Regions from separate parts of the Homo sapiens genome. Here region 1 is linked to region 2. Evidence: read pairs that join two places in POLR2A ChIA-PET (ENCODE). Cell type or tissue: IMR-90. All regions are shown on one strand. Links, peaks and the distances in the headings refer to the core of each region. The heading gives the core; the rest is flanking DNA.

Region 1 (7,364 bases), core at 1,493-6,492, 620 kb after region 2:
CTATAAATAGGACAATTCATAAAAATGCCTGCAGAAATTCCTGAATGAATATAAAACTTTTTATGAATAATCAATATAATCATTAAATCCAGATAAAGTATTATTGTAGGCAAGACCCACCGATGGATGCTAATATTGGTGGGGAAAAGTTTGAGGAGAAACAGGATATTTGCATTGTCTTGAAGTAACTCCCTCATTAATAAATCACACTGCACCAGTGGAGAAAGCCAGCGGGCACCACTTTTCACTGGGTGGTGGGGGTTCACATCACCAAGAAGAAGACGTATTGAATGACGAAGCCCTGTGTGGATGCATTGCACTGAGGGCACAGCATTATTTATGCAGTATTCTTGCTAAAAATGCATAGCCTCAATCAGATTATGAGAGAACATCAGACGGACCCAGACCAACAGACATTCCACAGCAATAACTGACGAGTATTCTGCAGAAGTGTGTTTGGGTCATGAAAGACAAGACTGAGAGACAGTCCCAGATTGAAGGAGACTAAGAAGCTGCAACAACTAAATGCAAGGGGGCTCCTAGATGGGAACCTGGAAGAGAAAAAGGGTGTGAGTGGGGAAACTGACCAAATTCAAATTAGATCTGTAGTTTATTTTGCATCATGTCACTGCTAATTTCCTGTTTGATCGTTTTGCCCTGGCTATGAAAGATGTGAACATTGGGAATGCTGGGTGAGGTTATATAAGAACTGGCTGTTCTATCTGCAAAGTTTTATGTAAGTCCAATATTATTTGAAAATAAAAAAATATAAAGAAAAGAAGTAATGGCTACAAGCAGGATGGTTCTTTCCCACTTGAGCCTCAAATCAATCACATGTTCCCCAGACAGTTGTTCTCCAGTTATTGCCACCAATTTGTGATCTGGCTGCTTCTCACAGGAGAAACTGTCACAGCCCCCAGGAGAACCATGGTAGGGACTGATTGATTGATTTGTAAATTAAGTTCTGGGCAAAATAGCAAAGTGCTGGTTATTAATGATAAAAGAACTGGCTCTTGCTTACCAACAGCTGGCATATGATAAGCAGAAGCTTGAATTCAGGGATCTTCAAAGACACATAGGCAAACTGACCAAAATGTGCTAAGCACTGAAAATGCATGGCATCACAGGGCTCTCGGACTCGTGGAGAGGTTGTGGGGGGCAGCAGGGAATAAACAACACTCTTCTCCTCCTGAGTTCTGAACCAATTCACAGTACCGTCAGCTAGGGAGCAAAATGGCAGTTTACTAGTGTTTAACCTCACTGGGGAACAGGGTTTTTCCTCTGCTTTCCAATAGGTTTTTTCCTAATCTTATCCAGCTTCACCCAATCACAGGCACACGTGAGTAACCACAGCCCCTGAAATGACAGAATACGATGACTATGTCTTAGATAGCCCGTTACTTCCCCAAATCGTGAAAGAGCCAGAAACCCTCTGCTTCTCCTCTCTAGACACCCACCAAAAAGTTCCTGTCTTCCCTTCCACGGACTGGAGTGAAGGGGAAGAGAGTAGAAATTCCTTATTCATAGGTGAAGGGGTTCAGAATGTGCTGCTCCGAAATGTGCACTTTGACATCAGGATTAATTGGAGTTGACAGCAACTGAGAAGATGGAGATACAAGAAAAGCTCTCTGCCCTCCCCCTATTTGCTTAAATCAGGACAGAAATTGGCAAAGATATCCCCCTTCTCTCTGCTAGGAAGGACAGAAGCTAATCACCAGAGACAATTCTAGATGCTTATCAGCTGGAGAAAACACTAGAGGATCCTACTAACCACCCTTATCTTCCACTCTACCCATAGATGATTTGCCTTCCCACAGTTTGCTGTAACTAAAAGCTCAAAGTCCTTTTCCTTTATCTCATCTCTTCTCTACAAATGTATTGTTCTTTGATAAGGATACAAGCCCACGTTTTCACCACCCCTTTGAGTTACTCATCTCTGAGTGCTCTCGTGTGTGCACGGTGCAAGTGCTAATAAACTTGTTTGTTTTTCTCTTGTTAATCTGTCTTCTGTCAGTTCAATTTACAGGGCCTCCGCCAATGAACCCAGGATAAGTGGAGAGAAGAGAAAATTTTCCTCTCTTACATGGGCTAAACTCAGAATGCTGGGAAAAGAAGGAAAATACATTTCCTATAGCCCCTACCTAAAAGTCTAGTAAAAGTACATGAATTAAGATTTCCAGCGCCTGGGAGCTGGGTGTGGTAGTGAATGGGGTGTTAATGTTTGATGGGGACAGAGATTCCATTTTGCAAGATTGTAAGAGGTCTTGGAGCCAGGCACAGTGGTTCGTGCCTATAATTCCAGGAGTTCGAGACTAGCCTGGGCAACATGGTGAAACCCCATCTCTATAAAATACAAAAGTCAGGTGGGGGGTATGGTGTTTTGGGATGGATGGTGGTGATGGTAGCACAACCATATGTTTCTTTTTTCTTTTTTTTATTTTTTATTTTTAGAGACGAGGTCTTGTTCTGTCACCTAGGCTAGAGTGCAGTGGTGTAATCACAGCTCACTGTAACCTCGAACCCCTGGGCTCAAGAGATCCTCCTGCTTCAGCCTCTCCAAGCTGGGGACTACATGCGTGTGTCACCATGCCAGGCTAATTTTTTTTTTTTTGTACTTTTTTGTAGAGACAGGGTCTTTCCATCTTGCCCAGGCTAGTCTCAAACTCCTGGGCTCAAATAATCCTCCCGTCTTGGCCTCCCAAAGTGCTCGGATTATAGGTGTGAGCCACTGTAATATGCACAACAATATGAATGTACTTAATGCCACTGAACTGTATGCTTGAAAATGGTTACGATGGTAAATCCATATAATATATAGTTTATCACAATTTAAGTTTAATTTTTTTTTTTTTTTGAGACAGAGTGTTGCTCTGTCTCCCAGGCTGGAGTGCAGTGGCACAATCTTGGCTCACGGCAACCTCCGCCTCCCAGGTTCAAGTGATTCTCCTGCCTCAGCCTCCTGAGTAGCTGGGATTACAGGCGCCCACCACCATGCCTGGCTAATTTTTGTATTTTTAGTAGAGATGGGGTTTCACCACGTTGGCCAGGCTCATCTCCAACTTCTGACCTCAGGTGATCCACCTGCCTCTGCTTCCCAAAGTGCTGAGATTACAGGTGTGAGCTATCGCGCTCTACACAATTTAAGTTTTTAAGAAATGAAAGGAAATAGTACATGAATTAATAGCATGGCTGCAAATCCATTATGGCTATACTGTATCAATACTATTTGGAAGCCAAATCAAATAGCATCACTAATTCTAGATTTATGTCCACTCTGGTGAAGAAGTAGAAAATGGTCTCAGAAACTTTCTTTTAGTTAATCTCTCTCCGAGGACTACAGCATAGGGATGATAAGAAAATATTCCTACAAACATTCCTACTTGCTTCAGCAGTAAATGAGAGGATGGTTTGGATTTCTCAATCATGAACAAGGGAAGAAGCTCATTCATGGATCTTAGCAAAGAAGAAGTCGGTGGAGACAGAAGATTCCAGGGAAACAATCCATGACATTGTTTTGTTCTGAGTCAAAGGCAACATCGCTAGACTCAGATAAGTGAATGGGTATTGGCTGAGATGGCGGTGGTTAGGGTGAGAAGGCACCATGTCTCCTCCCCGCAGGTGGCCATGTTTTCTGCCCCAGATCTCATCTTTATTCCTCGGATATGAAGTGTCTCTGAGATGGCTCCAGATGGAACCTGAACCCCTGACCTCCCCACGTAAAGACATGCGTGACACCCATTACACCATCTGGGGCTCATAAAACCACATGCTCTGTCTTTTCCTGGCTCTCAAGCTGTTCAAAAGCTGAAGGGCAATATTTGGGACCGCTCTGGTTTATTTGTGGACTTTAATTCAAAACACATTTCCACAAAGAGAGGCAGAACAAAGCACAATAGCACTAAAGTTCAATTTACATTCTCAGTCAGTGAAACAAAATGGAAATAGAAAACAGTTGTGGGAGAGTCGTTTATAACCAAACTACGGCTCCAAAAGCGCCTTTCCTATAATGTCATGGAGTAAAAGACATTTTAGAAACCGCCAGCAAACACTTAAGTGACCAAAAAAGGAGAGATGAAGACTTTCTATTTAAAAAAATTATTAAAGAGCTGATGATGTCGTCTGATCTCTCCCTCCTAATCTGGCAGATACAAGGTTATTTCCATATTTCCTGATTTAAAATACTTTCCTTCTCTTGACGGTTGTTTGGATCCTGCCAGTCACTGGGAAGCCAGTGCTGTCATGGAAATCCCTGCACACGACACACGGGTTTCCTTCGGTTTGGCGAGACATTCCCAGATGACCGCAGAGCTTGTCTGCCATCACATCTCCGTGATTTCCAGGTACAAATTTGCCGTAGTAAGTTATGTCTGGCTTGTTCTGCAAAAAAAACACCAAGTGCTAGTAGATGGATTCAATTGCAGCCACTATGTCAGTGACATGGTTAAGAAACAGTGTGCAGAGCACGTGCTTACGTGATTAGAAACGCTGCAGAGTCGCAATGATAAATAAAGGGGCTCCCTGACTTAAATTTCAAACTTGATCTCACACAGTTAATTAGCAGCAGAACTAGAAGAAGATGTGTCATTCCAAGTCTTAGGCATTTTCTACAAGGCTGAAAAATGGAAATTCTTCTGGTAACAAGTACAAACCCCTCATCCCGGCGGCCACGGGAAACGCTAGCAGCTCTGCGGAAGAGGCGGGTGGGGGGCAGGCTGGCCTCATCCCTCGGTCTGTGCTTGCGCTGTTTTCTTCTCTTCCAACTGATGAAATCAGAGCTTCTCTAAAACAGCTCTGAGTCCCCAGGCCAGCTTCTCTTTGCCCACTTAGTGTTTCTTTCTTTCTTTTTTCTTTTTCTTTTTTTGCGGCGGAGTTTCGCTCTTGTTGCCCAGGCTGGAGTCCAGTGGCAGATCTCGGCTCACTGCAACCTCCGCCTCCTGGGTTCAAGTGATTCTCCTGCCTCAGCCTCCCGAGTAGCGGGATTACAGGCGTCCGCCACCATGCCCAGCTAGTTTTGGTATTTTTAATGCAGGCGGAGTTTCACCAGATTGGCCAGGCTGGTCTTGAACTCCTGACCTCAGGTGATCCACCCACCTCGGCCTCCCAAAGTGCTGGGATGACAGACGTAAGCCACCGCGCCCGGCCACTTAGCATTTCTTTTGCTGGCTCTTTCTCATAATATAACTACTTATCGGCAGGCATGCTTCTACTGCCCGGTTGTCAGCTTTCTAAGGATGTGAGCTAGTCCTTATTCATCTTTGCCTCCTGGATTTTTGCTCAATGCTTGGTGTGTAGTCAGTGGCTTGTTAGATGTTTTTTGGAATGAACTGACGCTCTATCCATACTAAATTCAGTGACTTTTCAAATCAAAATTTTTTTCAACTTTTTATTTTACTTTAGTTTTTCCAGAGATAACTGCCAAGGAAATCTACTTCAAATACATTTAGGTTTTCTAGGAAATGGTTGGAGGCAAAACTTGTTAGCTCCCCCAGAACCCAATTCATAACCCTCAAATCCCTTTCTTGCACTTAGAAGAGTTAGGATAGTGAAATCCTGGCTTCCCAGGCTCCCTTGCAGCTCAGTTTGCCATGTGATTCAGGCATGGCCAAAGATAAATCAGTGAGAGTCCCTTGGGAGGCTTCTTGATAAAGAAAGGGGCCTGTGGGCATTGCTAAAGAAAGGGCCCTGTGGCCCTTCTCTTCCACTGAAGGTTGCTGCAGCCACCAGCAGCCACAAGGCAGCAAATATGAATCTGAAATCCATTCCCACCAAGGACAGAGGAGCAAGAAGATAGAAAGGATTAGGATTCCTGAAGGCATTATGGAGCAGCTGAACCTCTGGTAACAACTGCTGCCTCCAGACTTCTTGTTATTTAAGAAAAATATGCCCTTCATTATGTAAACCACTTTTAGGCAGGAGGAGGCCTAACATCTTTGAATCCTTCCAGTTCAAAAAAATTTTGGAGCAATTGCTCTGAGCAAGCACTGTGCTAGTTAGAAGGGAAATACACAGCTTGACTAAGACTAAGCAAGAATGAAGATGCCTTTTAGAATTTAGAGGAAAACCTGCTTGAGGGTATTATCACGTTCCCAAGTCTTATATATGTATATATATATATTTTTTTCTGGTATGATCTCCCAACATAAAACTATATAAAGTGGACCCTTGAACAACATGGGTTTGAACTGCATGGGTTCACTTGTACAAGGATTTTCTTCCATCTCTGCCACCCCTGAGACAGCAAGACCAACCCTTCCTCTTCTTCCTCCTCCTCAGCCTATTCAATGTGAAGACAATGAGGAGGAAGAACTTTACGATGGTCCACTTTCACTTGATGAGCAGTAAATATATTTTCTCTTCCTCATGATTTTCTTCATAACATTTCTTTTCTCTGGCTTACTCTATTATGAGAACACAGTGTATCATACATATAATATACAGAATAGGTGTTAATTGCTGCTTATGTTATCAGTAAGCCTTCCAGTCAAAATGTCTGCTATTCATGGCTAAGTCTGGGGGAAGTCAAATGTTATTTTGGATTTTCGACTGTACAAAGGAGTGGGTGTCAGCACCCCTAACTCCCACATTGTTCAAGGGTCAACTGTATGTATTTTTCTGAACAATGATTTTTAAAAGATTACAGCTTTCATGACACTTTATCCCTGAGTACTTCCTCCTACACTTCCAAAAAATGAGGAACTTCTACAACCAATATCATACTTGAGAAAGTTGATAATTCCCAAAGATCATCTAGTGCTCAATCCATATTCAAATTTTCCCAATAATCCAACTCCAAATTTCTATTTGCTTTTTTAAAAACCAGGATCCAATCACTGCATTATGCTTTAATCTACATTAGGCCCCCCACCCCCTTATTTCTTCATGATTTTGGCTTGTCAAAGAGACCAGGCTAGTTAGCATGAAAAGTGTGTGACTTTAAGGATTTTGTCAAATTGTTTCCTTCTTATGTTCTTTTACCTGTTCCTCTGTTCCTGTATTGTCTGTCAACTGGAAGTTAGGTCTAAAGGTTTGGAGAGATTTAACTTAAAAATATTTTTGGTGACCAGGCGCGGTGACTCACGCCTGTACTCCCAGCACTTTGGGAGGCCGAGGCAGGCGGATCACGAGGTCAAGAGATGGAGACCATCCTGGCCAACGTAATGAAACCCTGCCTCTACCAAAAAAATACAAAAAATAGCTGGGTCTCTTGGCGCGCACCTGTAATCCCAGCTACTGGGAGCTGAAGAATCTCTTGAACCCAGGAGATTCCTGGGTTGAACCTCCGTCAGGAGGCGGAGGTTGCAGTGAGCAGAGATCACGCCACTTCACTCCAGCCTGGCGACAGAGCGAGACTCCATCTAAAAAAA
Region 2 (7,070 bases), core at 2,071-7,070:
CGACTGTGGTGACCTTGCTGAAGACAGATCATCCGTCTCAGGGTCTGGAGTCGGGGTCCCACACTGCTTGCCGTGAGAGGTCAGGGGGCGGTGCTGGCCTCTGAGCAGCCCCGTGGCACTGAGGGCTGGCCCAGGTGCTCTCACAGGGCGACCTCCTGACGCCCGTGCTCACCGTGGCCCTCGCTCCTAATCCCACCCTCAGGTTCTGAGGCAGGAAGCAGTTCCCACACTTGGCTACTGGGAAGGAAGGTTGTGTGGGGGGGCAGAGGCTTCCTGTGTGACCTGGAGCTGATCTTTCCCGCCCCTGCAGGTGCAGCAGTACCGCGTCGCCATGACTGCCAAGGACTGCTCCATCATGATTGCACTGTCTCCCTGTCTGCAGGATGCCAGGTGAGGCCCCCACTGCAAGGCATGCAGCCTGGGTCTAACGGGGTTTTATGGACAGTTGGTGAATTGTTAATAGGATAGTTGGTTTCCCCATATTTAGAGACTCCATGGCGGAGTGACATAACTTCCTTGGCCTATGTGACATCATGGGGCTTACTAACTCTCGCCCTCTAGAAGCTTGTAATTCAGTCAAAAGACAGATTTATGGAGAATAACTTAAAAGGATTGTTAGTACATTGAAAGTTACTGTTTTCTAAGAAAATACTCCCAAGAGCTCAGAAACAATGTGGACAGTGAGCTGCCCATTGCATTCCCTCAAAGAAAGCCAGCCCCTGAGATGTGTGGGTACCTGTGGCCCTTGTTCCTCGGTCTCCCACAGTGGCAGCATGGCGCACCTGCCTTTTTACCACCACAGTCATTTGAAAGCCTGTGAGGCGCGCATTCATTCTGCTTCCTCTTCTGAATAACCAGCCTATGTGCCGCCCCTCTCCCTAATGTCACTAGTTTTGTCCAGTCCCCTCTGTTTCTGGGAATTCGGGATGAAACTGATAATCTCATAGTCGTTAGACAGCATCTCCATCACCGATCTTCAGGGGTGCTAAACCCTGCACCCAGTATTTGCGGAATGTTCCACATTCTTCTAACATGTGTTCCTGGGTCAAGATGACCTTGGTTGCTGGCTGCCAGCCACTCACTTTCCCGGTGCTTTTGAACTAAACAGTTCCCAGGATTCCTGTTCCCTGGCAGGCACAGAATTGTTTACTTTCCAATATGAAATACTGAGGAACATTATAGGGCTAACTGAAGTAGAAAAAAGGTTGTTCTATTTAGTTGAAAACTCCTGTTATCCCCTAAGGAAATACCTACAGGGCTAAGTTATGAGGAATTCCTTAACTGGATTAAGCTGGTGGTGTTCGATGAGAGAAAACCCACGAAGATACCACTGTTCAGCAGCCCCCCGACCAAGGATGCAGCTGGGCAATGGAAATGTGCTTGGATGCAGGGTGCCCTTAGGTGGGCTGTGAAAGGCCGCTGAAGGACAGACATGTTACTCACCTCGTCTAGCACCTGGGAATCTCTTAGTGCCTGGTCAGTGATGTCAAATTGGAAAGCCAGCATGCGGGGAAAGCTGAAGGCCCGGGTCCTTACGACCAGCTGCTCAGCAGAAACGACACTAGGAGGGGAGGGGAGGGCATGTCCTGAAGGCACTGAGCCATGTGGCTTCTCAGACCTAGGGTGTAGGCACTGGAACCATCCTGCACAAAGCACTCTAGCCAGGCCTTTCTCAACAAAAGGAGAGGATCTCAGAGAAGGCTTCTCCTCCGAGAACATGGCGTGTGGGGCTGGGCCTGCTTCCAGGAAGGTGTGCGCAGTGGCCGCACCTGTGAAGTTCCAGTAACTGTGGTGCTCTAGAGGCCTAGGGACAAACTAAGGCTGGGATTTATCATGAGTCATCTTGGCGTCTTGAGATACCTGGTAGACCTGAGACTAAATTTAGATCCCTAGACTAATTTGCAGCTCACAGATAGATTGACCACATTTAAACTTCTTACACCCCCTAAAATAAAGGCTTCTCCAGCTCTGCACTACTGTTTCTGCCCTGTCATAAAGGAAAATGTCTCAAGTTGGATCTGCCTTCCTGTCGCTGCAGAGCTTTGTCCCTTTGGGAATTTGGAACTGTGGAGAGAGCTGCCACAGCTTCCCGGCCTAAACCCTGATGCTCCTCTCGACCTCCCATTTGAAACACAGTGTGCGGCCTTGGCTTCTCCACCCCGATCCCCAGCACCCTTGGAGGCTGCTGGTCCCCCGGTAACCCCCAGCGGGTCAGTGTCCTGGAGAACGGCCTTCCAGGCAAGGGCTGCCCCCCTGCAGCCAGAAGGCCACCTGAGCCTCATTCTCCAAGGCTGCTAGAGGGCACACTTGTGGCACAAGGGACAGGTGTGTCCCTGGGGCCTCTTGCCCAGTCTTGGCCTCCGGGGTACTGAGGGGGAAGAAGAGCATTTCTGTGTCAGGAGCTGGTGCCCGCTGGTCACTGCCATTGGTTCCCATGGAGCTAGCTTGTGGTTGACCCAGGTAGTCAGACCCTCCCCGGGAGCTGCCTGGAACATCCTTCCTGTCTTTACACCCATGGTCTTGTCAGGTGCTGCTTCTGAGAAATTGGGGTGTCCTTTAAAATACGTAACCCTAGTCATGGGCTGGGGATGTGACTGTTCCAGCCCAGGTGCACCCAGCTTGGGTCTCAGGCCTCAGAACTGAGCAGTACCTTGGGCTTCTGAGGTTCTCCCAATAAAATGTGGCCCCTTGGGATGAGCTGCAGGCACACTCCAGCTTCTGGAGCGAGACTCATGACCTTAATTTGTAAATGAGTTATTTGCTGTTTACTCTTCAGATGAGAATAGTTACTTACCCCAGCAGCTTAGTCAGGGATTTGTTTTTTCTACAAACAGGATTCTGGGGCAGGGCAGCAGTGAGCGCCAAGGCCATGGTGAGCAGCGTCAGAGCAGGGACGTGCTGATCAGTATTTCCTCTCCTCGGCAGGAGCTTTTGAAGTTGGGGTTTGGCTTGTTGATTTCTAAATCTCAAAGCGTAGTAAACATTGGGACACCAGAACCCAGGATACTTCTCTTGGACTGAACTGAGCTTAGGTCACTTGTTTAGCCAGTGTCTTGAGTGCTGTGCGCTGAGTGCCCGGAGACGAAAAGCGGGACACACAGCAGTCAGAGCTCAGGACTCGGAGTAATCCTAAATGTGTTTTTCAGGGCAAATAATTAATCACATCTTGTTATAAGCACACGACTTCTGAGGTTAAAACCACAAAACTAAGCCCTGAGAAGCAAAATACAAAGGACTGAAGATAAAATTTGAGAATAAAATGAGAAACCAGATCTCTTCAAATGTGAACCAAAGGAGCTTGCGTTTCTCAGCAGACAGGAGAGGCAAAGAAGAAGGCTTGTCGACATTCCATCCATTTGGCGCTGGAATGGCCAGATCTACTTTTTACTTTTTGTTGGGTTTTGTAATACTTGGCTCATGATAAAGTGATTTTTCAGCGTTCGTTTATACCACTGGGCTGGGGGAACATCGCTCACATGTTCCACATAATTACTTTTCCATCTTTCAGTCCTTTAACCCTCTCTCGCCTGGTATGGTGGGGTGCACTGGCCTGAGGAAGCTTTGCACGCTGGTGCACACAGCCGGCACAGACAGCTGTCACACGCACAGATCACAGGTGCACAGAACGAGTGCTCTTTGTGAGCTGGGGTGTGAGGCCATTCACTTCTCTTTTAAAAGAGATTGATTTATCTAACTTTGCAGAAGTCAAAGAAAAAACATAAAAACATACTAGTTGAAAGAAGAAAGGGAGAGAGAACGGGAGGGAGGGAAATGAATGGGGGGCTTGTGTATCCTGAAATGGTACTTTTTACTTGCAGCTCTGATCAAAGGCCTGTCGTCCCTTCATCGAGGTCCAGGTTTGCCTTTTCCGTGTCTGTGCTGGACCTTGACCTCAAGCCCTACGAGAGCATTCCCCATCAGTATAAACTGGACGGCAAGATCGTCAACTATTATTCAAAGACTGTACGTGCCAAAGACAACGCCGTGATGTCGACTCGGTTCAAGGAAAGCGAAGATTGCACATTAGTTCTCCACAAGGTCTAACTCTTTCCCTGCAGTGTCTTTGAAACTTGAACATAATGTGAAGGCTGAATGATAGAGATATTTTCTGTTGTGTTGGGTGACCTTTGGTTGTGAATGTTTTTGCTTTTAACCCCTTTTGAGGTGGGATTGCCTCTTGGAGACATGGAATTGAAGAGCACTAGAAACAACTTCCTGGACAAGGAATGTAGGAAGTGAGTGCTGTGTCCCAGGAAGCTGCTCACACTCTTAAAATGGAAGTGTCCGTTAAGCCCTGGGAAGACGTTCTGGATAGTTCTTCTTTCCCAACCAGGGCTCATGTCTGATTCTCTAATGCGAAAAGCCTTATTCTAAGACCCAAGGTTTGGATCTGCTACCACCAGACTCCTAACATAGAAAACTTGAATTGTCACATACATTTTACAGTTTGGACTTTTAAGAAAACATGGATACTACTGGAACTTCCCCCAGCTGAGTTACATGGTCACTTTTTCAGTGCAAGCCACATATCAACACAGGTTTTTAGGTGGTTCCCTGCTGCACAGCGTGACCTCGTGGTCGCGCAGATGCCGATTCTGAGCAGTGTAGACTCAGGGTCCCTGTGGAGGTGCTGAAGCCCACAGTTCCACACAGGGCAGCAGGGAGCGCAAGGCTCAGGTCAGGATGGACACCACTCATGCGAGCATTGACCTTTTTTTTTTTGCTTTACAATTTAATCTTTCACATGAGGGGGAGATGAGCTGTTCTTTCCCACTAAAAATTGCTGCTGTAGAAGTTGGAGGTGGAGCTGTGACTGGCTGAGCTGCTGTGGCCGGGCTGGGCAGTGTGCCCCAACAGCTCAGTGCTTTCCTGACACTCCAGTGTCTGGGGTGGTTGAGGAGCGAGTTCTCTCTTCCTCCCAGACCAAGTTCCTCCCTCGGGTTTGCCTTGAGACGTGTTGCGTTTTTGGGCCCCGTGGCCTCTCCCTGTTAGGCTGCCACAGGCCCTGCTTCTGGAAGGTGAACAGCTCCTGGCTGCTGCCGAGAGGGTTCTCGTTGGGGTCACCAAAGTGTGCCCGGCTGCTATGAAAAACGTTGGGAATCTTGGTTTCAGTTTTTTATTCTATGCTAGGTTGTACAGACTTATTTATATCATCGTTTTGAGGGACTAATGGAGGCTTATTGTAACATATAATATTAGTGAAACCATGGAATTATATGAAAATGATACATGAGAAATAAGGAAACTATTTTGCTGATTGTAAATTTTTGTGGGAAATTTTGTGATAACTTGAGAATTATACTTGTTTGAATCAAGGCAACTCTTCTAGAATTTATTGTTCAATTCTGTCATATTTACTTCTAATTCTACTCTCAGAGGTGCAAAAAGATACTTATCTAACTGGACACTTTTACTGTTTTCTTCTCACTTCCAATGACACCGTCTCATACACACGGGTCCTGTGTGCTGGGATGGGGGCTTTGGTGAAGTGCACGGAGCTCACGGACAAGCCGCAGGCTCTGGGAAGCGTGGAGGTAGTGGCCGTTGAGTACTGTCTTGACCCAAGGGAGTTCACTGTTGCTGGGCTGGGGCTGGGGCAGCCTGGTTTGGGATGATTTTGCCCATTGTCACGGTGTGTGGAGGATGCTGGGTCCTGGGTTCAAGTGCACATGTGAGGGAACCCCAGTCCGTGGGAAGGTGGGCTGGGCTCCCTAGGTCCTTCAGGGCTGCAAGAGTTATTGCCTAGCACAGGGCCCAGACAGGGCTGGACTAGACACGATGAAAACAGCCTGTATTTGAGGGAGAAGAGAAAACAGATGGAGACCCCCACTCTGTCTGGTCTTGGCTCCCACCAGCCCGGGCTGTGAGGAGCCCCTGAGCCGCGGGTGCCACTGCTGTGGATGCGTTTCTGGCCCGTCTTGGAAACTGCTGCTGCTGCGTAGTCATGACGGCCCTGACTGGTTTGAGACAACACGCGTTCACAGATCTTAACAATGCTAAATGGGCGACTGATGAGGTCACGGTTCTTAAGGCACATCCGGGACGATCGATATAGCACTTAGGCTATGCAGGGGGGTCTTTCTTTCATAAAGGACCTCATTCCTTGCGTCCCAGCCCAGGAACAGTGCTGTCTTTGCTGTCTTAGGCCATTCTTGTTATTAAGCTGACAGCTTCACTTTCTTGTGGAAGACCAAGAACAGCATGAGGACTTGCTGAGACTGCCTCACGGTGCCACCATGCGGACCGGGGGGAGGCAGGGAGTGAGGGTGTGGCTCCCCTGGGCTACTAAGGACAGTTTAAAGATGAGGCGCCATAGGCATCCGTCTCCAGAGCCCCCAGGAGGCAGGAACCAGGATAAGGGTGGCTTCTCCCAGCTGAGTAATGTGGCCACCATGTCCAAGGTGGACTCGGTGTGAGGCTGCAGTGGGTGGGGGATGGATCCTCCCCACACATCTGAGGACACACAACCACTTGGTACATTTTCTCAGATGTTAAGCTTATTTTTATAAACCACATTGTACGTGTCACTTTTATTTGGCATTTTATACTTAACTAGTTGTATTTATTTTTCATGTCATGAGAGTTTCCATATAATGTGCCATAACTGCATAGACAGCACGTCTTCAGGGTGTGGTTTCTAAGCAGAAAATAGCAAATGTTTATATTGAATAAAATTGCATGTTCCTCCACGCAGCATCTTCATCCTCCACGTTCACTGTTTTGGAACTAGTTGTTCTCCTCTGCACAAAGCGATTTTATCAGGCTTTCCAGAGCAGCTTCGATTCCAAGCAGTCCTACCAGGGTTCGGAAGCTGAGAGGAGCAGTTTCTATGGCTCTGTTCTTGTCCAGCTCCAGGGCTATAAAGAAAACATTAAACCGGGTAAGAAACTTCAAGGTGGCAGCTTTTGGTCTTTTGTTTTCTGCTGGCATGGACCTCACCAAGACCCCGCACTCCTCCCGACTAGCTGCATGGGATGGGACATGCTAGTGGCGGGCGAGGAGATGGAGTGAGTGGAGGCCTCACCTACGGCTGGAGGCATATTCCCTGTGCATTCAGCCTGGGAGGGCCT

Evidence for each region. ChIA-PET counts read pairs that join two places held together with the same protein. Peaks named below come from ENCODE experiments on the same cell type or tissue, not always from the same donor. Only the 100,000 strongest peaks of a DNase experiment are listed, where the experiment ranks them.
Region 1: POLR2A ChIA-PET joins it to region 2 with 17 read pairs; 1 of 35 experiments calls an interaction of 5 or more read pairs at or near these places.

The regions. Positions count from the first base shown.
Region 1 is chr9:91,989,136-91,996,499 of GRCh38, reverse strand. No RefSeq gene overlaps it. Among named protein-coding and RNA genes, the nearest start is that of ROR2, 43 kb to the right of the region's middle. In IMR-90, for the core only: no CTCF peak of the experiment used is centred there; no DNase peak of the experiment used is centred there; H3K27ac peaks cover 218 bases; H3K27me3 peaks cover 699 bases.
Region 2 is chr9:92,612,806-92,619,875 of GRCh38, reverse strand. CENPP (centromere protein P) reads right to left here. Exons shown (of 8, transcript NM_001012267.3): 8 at 1-6,857. The coding sequence ends at 6,727. IPPK (inositol-pentakisphosphate 2-kinase) reads left to right here. Exons shown (of 13, transcript NM_022755.6): 12 at 311-390; 13 at 3,819-6,693. The coding sequence ends at 4,044. LOC100128361 (a long non-coding RNA gene) reads right to left here and starts at 1,826. Exons shown (of 1, transcript NR_036505.1): 1 at 1-1,826. In IMR-90, for the core only: no CTCF peak of the experiment used is centred there; no DNase peak of the experiment used is centred there; H3K27ac peaks cover 191 bases.